Regions from separate parts of the Homo sapiens genome. Here region 2 is linked to region 1. The links are chromatin loops, found by intact Hi-C in ENCODE. Cell type or tissue: OCI-LY7. All regions are shown on one strand. Links, peaks and the distances in the headings refer to the core of each region. The heading gives the core; the rest is flanking DNA. Region 1 has its middle 400 kb from the start of QKI. Region 2 holds the start of LOC124901498.

The links. Peaks named below come from ENCODE experiments on the same cell type or tissue, not always from the same donor. Only the 100,000 strongest peaks of a DNase experiment are listed, where the experiment ranks them.
Region 2: it touches region 1 in a loop (4-fold over the local background); 2 of 110 quality-filtered maps call a loop at or near these places.

The regions. Positions count from the first base shown.
Region 1 is chr6:163,812,028-163,817,402 of GRCh38, forward strand. No RefSeq gene overlaps it. Among named protein-coding and RNA genes, the nearest start is that of QKI, 400 kb to the left of the region's middle. RefSeq lists an enhancer at 3,003-3,052. In OCI-LY7, for the core only: no CTCF peak of the experiment used is centred there; DNase peaks (open chromatin) are centred at 2,284 and 3,134; H3K4me3 peaks cover 251 bases.
Region 2 is chr6:163,713,796-163,719,170 of GRCh38, forward strand. It overlaps LOC124901498, which reads right to left and starts at 582. Exons shown (of 5, transcript XM_047419664.1): 1 at 272-582; 2 at 1-72. The coding sequence starts at 334. LOC105378104 (a long non-coding RNA gene) reads right to left here and starts at 3,147. Exons shown (of 2, transcript XR_943216.3): 1 at 2,852-3,147; 2 at 1,311-1,623. In OCI-LY7, for the core only: no CTCF peak of the experiment used is centred there; DNase peaks (open chromatin) are centred at 3,066 and 4,721; H3K4me3 peaks cover 646 bases.

The sequences.
Region 1 (5,375 bases), core at 50-5,049:
TTCCAAAAGAGATCAGCATTTGAATCAGTAGACTGAATAAAGACCACCCTCTTCAATGTGAAGGGCATCACACATTGCAAATGGCCTGGATAAAACGGGCCAGGCATTCCACTTGGCTGAGTTATACCACTGACTTCCTGGTTCTCCAGCTTGCAGTTGGGATATGGTGGGACTTCTCTGCCTCCACAATCATGTGGGCCAATTCCCCACAATAAATCCCCTCTTATATATATCCTCTAAATATATCCTATTGGTCCTTTCTCTCTGGAGAACCCTGACTAACACAGAGTGCTTGGCATATAGTAATGAGTGTGTGTGTGTGTTGTTATTTATATTGTTATTATTGTTTTTGTTACTGCATTTGTCTTTGCAACCCTTTTTCATGGGATTTCTTAGTACTAGAGTTTCAGTAGAACACACTTTTGGGAAAGGCTAACATATTCTCATCCTATGTTAGGAAGATTCATTGATTTATATTACATTAATGTGTAATAATTCACTGGGGCTTGTCTGACGTTTATCATTGTGTTATCTATAACAATGCAGTTTGTTAGGAAATCAATTTGACAAAACAAACTTCAAGGGGAATGCTTAATTTCAAGTGAACGAAGTCCTCAGAACACGCACAAGCACTTTTGAAGCACCGATTTATTTTCTTATAAGTGTTGATGAGCCAGTGACTTCTAAGAAGACCATCTTGGACCTGTTCCTGGCAACATTTTATGATTTTGTTTCATTTTATGTGTTTTCAATTAAAGACACTGCATTTGTCATCTTTCCTTGTCAGTCAGAACTAGTTGCTGATTAGTTAGATGCAGCACTCTAGAATGTTTCTTTGTACACTGACTTGTGTCAGTGACATATCACTGACATGTTTTTATTGATGTCCCCACCCAAATTTCATGTTGAACTGTAATCCCCAGTGTTGGAGGTGGGGCCTGGTGGGAGGTGTTTGGATCCTGGGAAATTTCGCCCTTGGTTGTGATGGTGAGTTCTTGTGAGATCTGGTTGTTGAAAAGGGAAGCAGCTCCTCCCCAACTCTTTCTCCTACTCCTGCCATGTAAGACACCTGTTCCCCCTTTGCCTTCTGTCATGAGTAAAAGCTCATGAGGCCTCCCCAGACGCAGAAGCCACTATGCTTCCTGTACAGCCTGCAGAATCACGAGCCAATTAAACCTCTCTTCTTTATAAATTACCCAGTCTTAGATATTTCTTTATAGCAATGCAAAAATGGACTAATACAGTCAGGATGAAATTCCATCATGGTTTTAGAGCTGATTTATCATGTTTATCAAGGTCCCTTTGGATTATTTCTGTGTTCTAAGATGTGGCGAGCTTATTGTCTTCTGTAAGCATGGTGGCTACCATCCATTCAGATAAGAGTTCGTGGTGAGAGTGATCAGTTGCCTTCCTTCCTTCACTCCACTGAATGTCATTACTTGCAGTATCCCTATGGTTTTACAGGAGGCTTAATTGTGCCTTAAAATTGCCTTTCCCTTTTGCTTCCAAAATTAACATCCTTACTGAAGCATGGGTAGATTGTGCCCCTTGCTTAACCAGTCTCTCTGAGGCCTGTCATTGTCAAAGAAGAAGCTAGAATGCATCTGTCAGGACTTTGTTACTTGCATTTACAAAGGAACTCTTATTTGGAATAAATTCTGAGCATCAGACTTTCATTGACGGGGCCGGGTGAGGTGGCTCATGCCTGTAATCCCAGCACTTTTGGAGGCCAAGGTGGGAAGATTGCTTGAGGTCAGGAGTTGAGACCAGCCTGGCCAACATGATGAAACGCTGTCTCTACTAAAAATACAAAAATAAGCCAGGTGTGGTGGCTCACAACTGTAATCCAGCTACTCGGGAGGCTGAGGCTGGAGAATTGTTGGGACTCGGGAGGCAGAGGTTGCAGTGAGCTGAGATCGCACCACTACACTCTGGCTTGGGCAACAAAGCGAGACTCCATCTCAAAAAACAAACAACAACAACAACAAAAAACACACAACCCCCCACCCCCCAAAAAAAACCCAAAAAACTTTCATTGACTGGTCTGCAGTTACCAAGGTAGTTCTCCGCCCCCACTTTCCTCCCTTCCCCACCACTTTCTCTTTCTTCTCTTTCTTCTTTTCTGTTTTCTTTCTACCCTCTCTTCCTTCCTTCCTTGCTACCTAACTTCCCTCCCTTTTCCTGTGAGTACTCTGTCTATTTCCAGCCCTCAGGGACTTTCCTTGTCTTCCATGTCAAGTATAACAGTGGCAGATCTTCAGTAGCTCTTGCCGATTTGCCAACAGGATGTGAAACTTTCTAGCTGGCCTCTGCTGTGCTCACCAACCTGGCCAGAAGGGACAGCTTTTTATACTCTGGGTTTATGTCTCGAAGCCCCAAGAAAAATTAGAAATTCATAAACACATGATAAGTAGAATTTTATCACTGATTTTTCTGTTGTCAAATTTGAACAACTGATTTAAAGTTCAGTTTATTATAGCTTGAGAGGAGTTGGAAAAGCATTCGAGACAAATATTTTTGGGCTCAGAACACGTGTGAGGTCACTTTGCCCTCGTAGAAGTCTCCTAGTGGTGATGTTGAATGGTGATACGAGATGGAAATCTGGAGTCTATTCCTGGAACCTCCTCTGACTCATCCCGTTATCCGGGGACGATTATTTCATCATTACTCTTGCATCTGAAGGATGTGGATGTATATTAATGCTCTAACCTTCACGCATCCTTGAATCCTGAGTAGTCTGCTGGAGTCTGTCCTGCAGCAGCTTCCTGGAAGAGTGGCCAGCCCGCTGCGTGGAGGGACTTGGAGGGGTCAAGGTCTCAGCAGCAGGGCCTGGGGTGACTGCAGAGGCCAGAGATGCTCTTCAGGCTGTGCCTGAGGCATGGAACGGTCTGCAATGCCTCCTGAGCTTAGGTCTGGGCATGTGCCAAGTGACTAATCGTATGATTTTTATAACAGTTTAGAGGTTCTAAGGACATATGCATGTTAAAACCTTTACAAGATAATAGTTTCCTTTGATTTAAAGAAATATTGGTGTGGGGGAGCTGGCAAGAGGGAGAGGAAGGAACCACAGAAGCCCTTTCTAGACAGACCATCAGTGACAGAAGACTAGTACACACGCTCAGATATTTGAGATCAGCCAAGCGAAGCATGACTGAATTTCCTGATGCAAAGTTCTGGTGTTTTGTTAGGGGTAGCTTTTTGCATTCGGTATGAGTCTGGCTGTGTTGAACCCTGCGGATGAGAATACTGGCAGTCACTGCAGAGGCAATGAGGAGAGGGCTCTTTGGAAACATTCAACATGTAAGGAATGTGGTCCCCCACTTCCGCAGGTCCCCCACATTCCTTCCAACATTTAAGTGGAAGGGGTGGGGACAGGCCAGTGGCCATTTGTCCTGTCGCATATGACCCTTTGACAGTGAGTGGCCTCTGTGTTATGTAGCATGTTTACAACTAAAACACTAAATGATGGTGATAGAAAATACCAGAATGTAATGTAACTTCAAGATATATGAGCAGACCGTACACCATTGATTCTATGGAATGAACAATCTTATGATGCTTAAAAAAAGTTCATGATTTTAAAATGGCTCTTTATCTTTCTATTTAATCTGTTTGATTAAAAATGAAAGAGAGGGATAAAATAACGATTTGTTATTTTTCTTGTATTTTGAGAAGAAATGATAGAGCATAAGTCTGGAACTGAATCCTTATTGAAGGGATAAGGAGAGAGGATTCATCTCCAGGGTCCAAGTACTTATTCTCAGCAAATGATGTATTATAATTAAGCACTAATCTAAGAGGACCTAGAGTTCACAATGATTTCCCCAATTAATTCTGATTAGCATGTGAAGACAATAAGGGCAGGAATCATTATCCCACTCACCCAGCACAGAGAGGCTGCTCTCCGCCCAAGTCACACAGTGTCACCCATGAACCTTCCCCAGGCTCTCTGTGCTGCCTCCTTCTCCAGCAGCCATCAGTGCTTGAAGAAATGCAAAGACTGGTGGTTCCCGCTTGGGGAAGTGGTTCACCTTGCACAAGGTGGATAGTAGAACTGAGAAATGGACAGTGCCAGAAATCCCTAGAAATCTTTGTTGTTCCTTCTTTCTGATGCCTTGTCTTGGAGGTTTAATAACAGTGGCTGATATTTGTTGAAGTCTCACTGTGTACAAGTGCTTGGAAACACACAGTATATACATCCAAGTCACATAGTCCTACGACACTGGCATTGAAAGTCCATGTGGTTGGTATACATCCTAGCAGGTACATGTGGGGACTAGGAAACAGACCACTTGGATTCAAATTCCAGCTCCATCATCTGTGAGCTGTGTGACCTTGGACATGTTTCTTAACCTCTCGGAGTCCTAGGTCCTCATCTCTAAAATGGGGATAATAGGAGTTTTCTGTCTCATAGGGCTGTTATAATGATAAAATTATATGACAAACATCAAGGGCTTAGCTTACTATTTGGCATTCAGTAACTGTTTCTAATATGAACTAATAGTATGCCTCTTACTGAGCTTCCAAGTATGAGTTCAGAGATGAACAAGACTGCAATTCTGGCACCCTGACAGCTCAGCCAGCTTCTCTTCTGGGGCGGGGAGGGGGGGCGGTTGTAGACTGGCCTCAGCTGATTTAAATTTGTTGCTCTGGGGTTTAACCTAGGTGGAGGCAGTTCTGTGAGCATTTTCCAACCATTTGAAGTGTCTAAGACATCTATAGGACACCTGGCAATAGATGAAGCTCACATGGTTTAGGACAAGTTGGGTGTGAGTTGGTATGGATTATATCTGGAGTGATCAACTTTTGCTGGAACTAGACCTGGTTTAGGAGCTTAGGATAAAGATGGACAAGGTGCCATTTATACAGACGTTGGCTTGCCACTGTCTGGGCCCATCAGTTCCACATGTGTGCATGTGATTTATAGGTCTGGAATGCAATCAGCGTTTGTTAGAGCAAATAACATCCATTTCAATTTCTGCTGTGGAATGACCTTCTGTTGTACTGACAGATGCTGCCCTGAGCCTGGGCTCATATATTTCCCAGGTACCCCTGGAAATTCATGCATCTTAACATTGATGACTGGGAATGTGTAAAAAGTGGACAGTAATGAATGTTCACAATGTACCTGTTTTATGGAGGCAATTTCTACTTTAGTTGAGTTACCTTCAGAGGCTTTTAAAGTTGAGCAAAAGTACAAAATCCTATGAGCTCTGAGACAAATAGGTGTACTAATCGTATTAGTCCATTTTCATGCTGCTGATAAAGACATACCTGAGACTGGAAAGAAAAAGAGGTTTAATTGGACTTACAGTTCCACATGGCTGGAGAGGCCTCAGAATCATGGCGGGAGGTGAAAGGCACTTCTTACATGA
Region 2 (5,375 bases), core at 107-5,106, 98 kb before region 1:
CACAGGAGGGTCCCAGGCCAGGCCTGCAGGGAGGCTGGGGCAGGTTCTCAGCTTGGCCTCGGGCTGACCCCACTTCTCAGATAGAGAAGCCCATATTTAGGGTATAATGGAGGAGTACGGGGAAAGGAATTAAGACACTGATGTGGGGATGGGAGGGCAGAGGGGAATGTCGGGGGGACAGCGGGGAGGGGAGGTTGATTACAGCCTCTCAGGATGATGTGGATGGGTGGGAGGGAGCAGCGACCATGGAGGCAGAGACAGTTGGGGGCACCTTAGAGGGAGGCGCAGAGGGGTGGTGACCTTGTCCCCGGAGGGACCTCCTCCTGGGCTCCATGCTCAAGAGTTGAGGTGGTGTGGGCTGAGGAGGCCAGAGGTCAAATGCATGGGAATCAGAAGTCTGGCTCCAGAGAATGAGAGCAGCGAGCCAGTAGGGCCAGGCTGCTTTAGGACCAAGGTGGCAGCCAGAGACAGTGGCAGTGGAGAGCCGGGAGGAGACTGACTCTAACAAGGGGAGGTTAGGAATTTCATCAGGGGCCAAATGGTTCGAATGTTTGTGTCACTCAAAAGTCCCAAGGGGATGGTCTTAGGAGGTGGGGCCCTTGGGAGGCGATGACGTCATAATGTGAAGCCCTTGTGAATGGGATTCCTGCCCTCGAAATGGAGGCCCGGAGAGCTCCCTCGCTCCTTCCACCACATGAGGACATAACCGGAAGGCACAGGCTGTGAATCAGGGAGCCCTCCCCAGACACAGGATCGCCTGGCACCTTGATCTTGGACTTCCCAGCCTCCAGAGTGTGAGGAATAAGCCGCCGGGTCTAAGGTGTTCTGTTAGAGCTGCCCAAACCAATGAAGCCAGGAGCCCTGGATTACAGCCTCTCCCTCCCCACCTGCCAGGGCACCCCTCTCTCTAACTTACCTGAACATGCCCCTGGGCCGCAGTGACTCTGGGGCCCCAGGAGACTCAGGAGAGGGCATGGTGGACACCCAGCAAGGCCAGCCCCCTCTTCCTTCATGAATTCTGTCACTCGCTAAGCGTAGCATTTACAGAACCATCAGAGACATTTAAGGTCCATAAAACTATGCGTTTATAGGGAGCATCTATGTGTGGAGTTAGCGTTTGCTGAAAGTCAACATGGTGTTTGTTGTCACTTTATAGGTTTTGCTTTGCAAACTTTTCCTTGGTTACTAAGCTTGCCATGTGGACAGGCCCAGCGGTGGCTGTGATCTTATGGGCATCCTGAACTGCGTCAAAGTGATTTCTAATGATGCTGTGAAAGTTAAAACAGATTAAAAGCCAGTGCACAGTGGTCTTCAATTTAGTATATGTTTACTTTACCAAGAAGATTCACAATTACAGAAAAAAAAAAAGAGTGCTACAATATTGGCGTGAGGGACCCTTGGTCACTTTGTTATTAGGCAATCACTGTTTTTGCTGCCCTCACCCAAACCTTCTGCATTTATCGAGTGCAGAAGGTTTGGGTGCCTTCTTGGTAGACTTGAGCCTTTTTTGGAGTTAAGGTCTTTGCTGGGACAGAAAGATACGGCAACAGTTGAGAATTTGGTGCTTCAGGATAGCTTGACGTCGGAAGCACTTTCAGGCACCATTCCTTCAGTTTTTGATCTCTTTAGTGAAAGATTGAATTAACTCTAATTATATTTTATCCATTGTAAATTTGCATTTGTCATTCATTGTTCTCACCTCCTAGTCTCTGCCTTGTCTCTCCCTCAGGGCAAAACTGATAAATGAAGAAGGAAACCAAGGCTCCTGCCACTGAGTGTGTGTCTCCAAAAAGCACAAAGATCTTCCAGCTGTTTACTAACGTGGTGCCTCTGTCTCCCGACCCCCCACCTGTCCCTTCAAGCATGGTCACCCACATGTGCTCAGAATTGGGCACCTAGTCAGCAGCTCCAGTGGCTTCCAGGACTCTCCTAAATTGACTTCTGACTTTTAGAAAAGGTGGAGTCCCCTTTTCTGCTGCTGCCCTGGAAGGTGCTGAAGCGGAGCTCAGACTTAGGCTGCAGGAATGAGCGAGGGGCCCCTAAGAGCCAGCTCTGGCATTTGTTGGGGAATGGGTCACTGGTCTCTAGCAGCAGGAATGGCAGTGATTCCTCAGCTCCTCTTGAGTGCTGACCAGGTGCTTGGTGCTCTTCCAGGCCCTTCATGTGAACTGGCGCCTCTCATCCTCACGTAGCACCGTGCCAGTGGTCATTTTGTTATCCTTGTTTATAAAGGTGAATGAGGCCAGGCGCAGTGGCTCACGCTTGTAATCCCAGCATTGTGGGAGGCCAAGGTGGGTGGATCACTTAAGGTCAGGAGTCCGAGACCAGCCTGGCCAACATGGTGAAACTGTCTCTACTAAAAAAAAATACTAAAAAACCTGTCTCTACTAGAAAAATATAAAAATTAGCCGGGTGTGGTGGTGCACACCTGTAATCCCAGCTACTTGGGAGGCTGAGACAGGAAGATCACTTGAGCTCGGGAGGTAGAGGTTGCAGTGAGCTGAGATTGCGCCATTGCACTCCAGGCTGGGCGACACAGAGAGACTCCGTCTCAAAAAAAAAAAAAAAGGGTGAATGAAACCTGGCACAGAAGTGACCTGCTCCAGGTCACAGAGCTGGTGAATGGTGCATCCTAGAGGTCATGGTCCTGGGGGTCCTGCTCTTAGACCCCTGCTGTGTGAGGCCTGCCCTCCTGCTTGTTGCCTCCTCTCCATTGTGGACCAGTTCCCTGTGGAAACCTCCCACTGGCTTCACATAGACTTAAGAGAAGCCCCTTCCCTTAGCCCCTGCCCCCACACCCTAGCCCTGGGCAGCCCCGTCCAGGCTCCCCACCCTCCTGCCCCAAACCTACCTTTGGAGATGGAGGGTCAGGCTGTGCTGTGCTGACAAATAACCTCCAAACCTTCACAGTTTAAAACAAAAATGTATTTTTGCTGGGACCAGAGCACAGGTCTCCTAACTCCAGGTGCAGTGTGGGCGGTCCAGAGGCTGTGCCCATGACAGGCCCTGCTGGGGCTGCCCAGGCTTTGGCTGCACCTGGGCCTTGGGCCCTTGGCAGAAGGCGGAAGGGGAAGTGGGCACCATTAGGGTTCATTGCTTAGAGTGAGTCACGTGGCCACGTCTGGCTTCCAAGAGGCAGTGCAGACAACCCTGTGATGGAAGTGGGCGGGCTGGGACCTGCTGGGGGTGTCTCTGTCACCAGATATGCTCTCACTCCTGAGGGTCCTGGTTCTGGTCACACCCTCTGTCAGGATGCAGGAACTGGTGTTTCATCCGGAGGCCAGGTAGAGGGTCCCCTCCTCTGTGACTGCCCTGACCAGACACCACGAAATAACCCCGTGATTGGCCACCATCACCTCACTCTATTCTTTCTGTCTGACATTGATTACTACCTGAAATCTTCTTTTTTTGCCTATCATTTATCTGTCAATCATCTGTTGTCTATGTATCATCTATTTATCATCTCTGTACATGTCTATCATTTATCTGTCAATCATCTGTCACATGTCATCTGTCATTTTTCTCTGTCACCTATCATCTGTCTGTTATACCATCTGTCACCTATCTGCGCATCTGTCAATCAGTCATCTATCTGTTTAATCTCTGATGGACGCTCCCTGGGACAGCCGTCTGGTCTGTTGCCCCCCACAGTGTCCCCAGGCTGGAGCCATGTCCACCACGTGGTAGGTGCTCAGTACTTACTTGCTGAATGAATATCTGACTGAGAGGCCTGTGTGTGGTTGTAACATGAAGAGGCCATGGGGCCAGGTCACAGTCAGCATTACCATCCCCTGCCTTCAGCCCTGCCTCCTGTGGGTGATGGCTGGGAGAGGCTTCTGTTTTGCGGTGGAGGCAGAGAAGCAGGGGTGGGATCTGGAGAGGGTGTAAATAGTGATTAGAAGGAATGTAGGCGTGCAGGGGAAATGAGAGCGTCTGGGTAGCTGTTCTCTCTTATTTCATGTTTGCAGGATACTTTCAGATTCCAGAAATTTTTGGTGGTGCCCTTCAAGAGTTTAAAAGTCTAAAATCACCACTCAACAAGTGAGCCTTGTACTGTTTTAGTAAAACTGTTGACCACCTGTATTCATTTCCTAGAGTTGCCATAACAAAGTACCAAAAAATGAGTGGCTTAAAACAACAGAAGCTGTGGAGGCCAGAAGTCCAAGCTCAAGTTGTGGGTGGGGCAGTGCTCCCTCTGAAACCTGTCAGGAGGATCCTTCATTGTCTCTTCCAGCTTCTGGTGGTTTCCAGCTTGGAGCTTCTCAGCTTGTGGGTGCATCATTCCGTCTCTGCCCCTGTCCTCACCCGGCTTTTCCCTGTGTGTCTTCACGTCTCCCCTCTGAGTACATCTGTCCCCATGTCTGTCTTCCTCTTTGTAGAAGGACGCCAATCATATTAGATTACGGCCCACCCTAGTCATCTCATCTTAATGGGGTTGTATCTGCAAAGACCCTGTTTTCAAGTAAGGTCACATTCATGGGTGCTACGGGTGGAGTCTTCTAGATGACTTTCAGGGGACATAATTCAGACCATGGCAACTGACCCCATCCCTGCATCTTCACAAGTCATGTTGCAACAAGCCCACTATTGTTCTTTGTCGAGGGGCCTGACCAGTGCCTCGAGTTGTGCCCTTGTTTCCTGGGCCCCTGGCTACTCAGTTCAGCTCCATCTGACTGATGCTGCCAAACAGTGGGTTTGCTCAGTTGAGTCGAATGACCCAAATCTGGGGCTACATGTGGTGGCTTATTTATCATATGCAGGTGCCATGCTTGAGAGCCGCTGGATGGTGAGAGGGGAACTAGAAGAAATGGTCTGTTATATTTTCTTTAAGTTAGGAAAGATCCCTGGTCTGCAGTCAGGAGAGCTGGTTTTAGCCTAGTTTTGCTGCTTGTTAACTATGTTGCATTGGAAAAGTTATTCTTTCACCCTGGGTTTCAGTTCCTTCATCTGTAAAACTAGGGGATAGAACCAGAAGACTCTAAGGTCAAGTCCAGCACCGTAACATCAACATATTTGTAAGTTTTGGAAAAGATGAGACAATTCCCAAAATCTCTTTGTCTAGGGGTGGTGGTGTTTGTGTGTGTTTGTTTTTAGCTTATGTGTTGGTTCATGGAGCCAGATAATCAAATGTGAATGATTTTTCAGTTCTTCACCTTGAATAATATATTTTCCCCAAGAAGCCAGCATGACTCTGCTGCTAATCAGGGTTTCCAAATCATTAATTAATTCATTAAATAATTCAGTCGAGGTCCAAATGCCAATCAAGATGCAGAAAGAACAAGTGTTTTCTTGCTCTTAGTTATAAAAGCAGCCAAGCACAGCGTTCGTAAGTGGAATCTGGTTTGTGTGTGGCGTGGTTTGGTCAAGGGAGATGC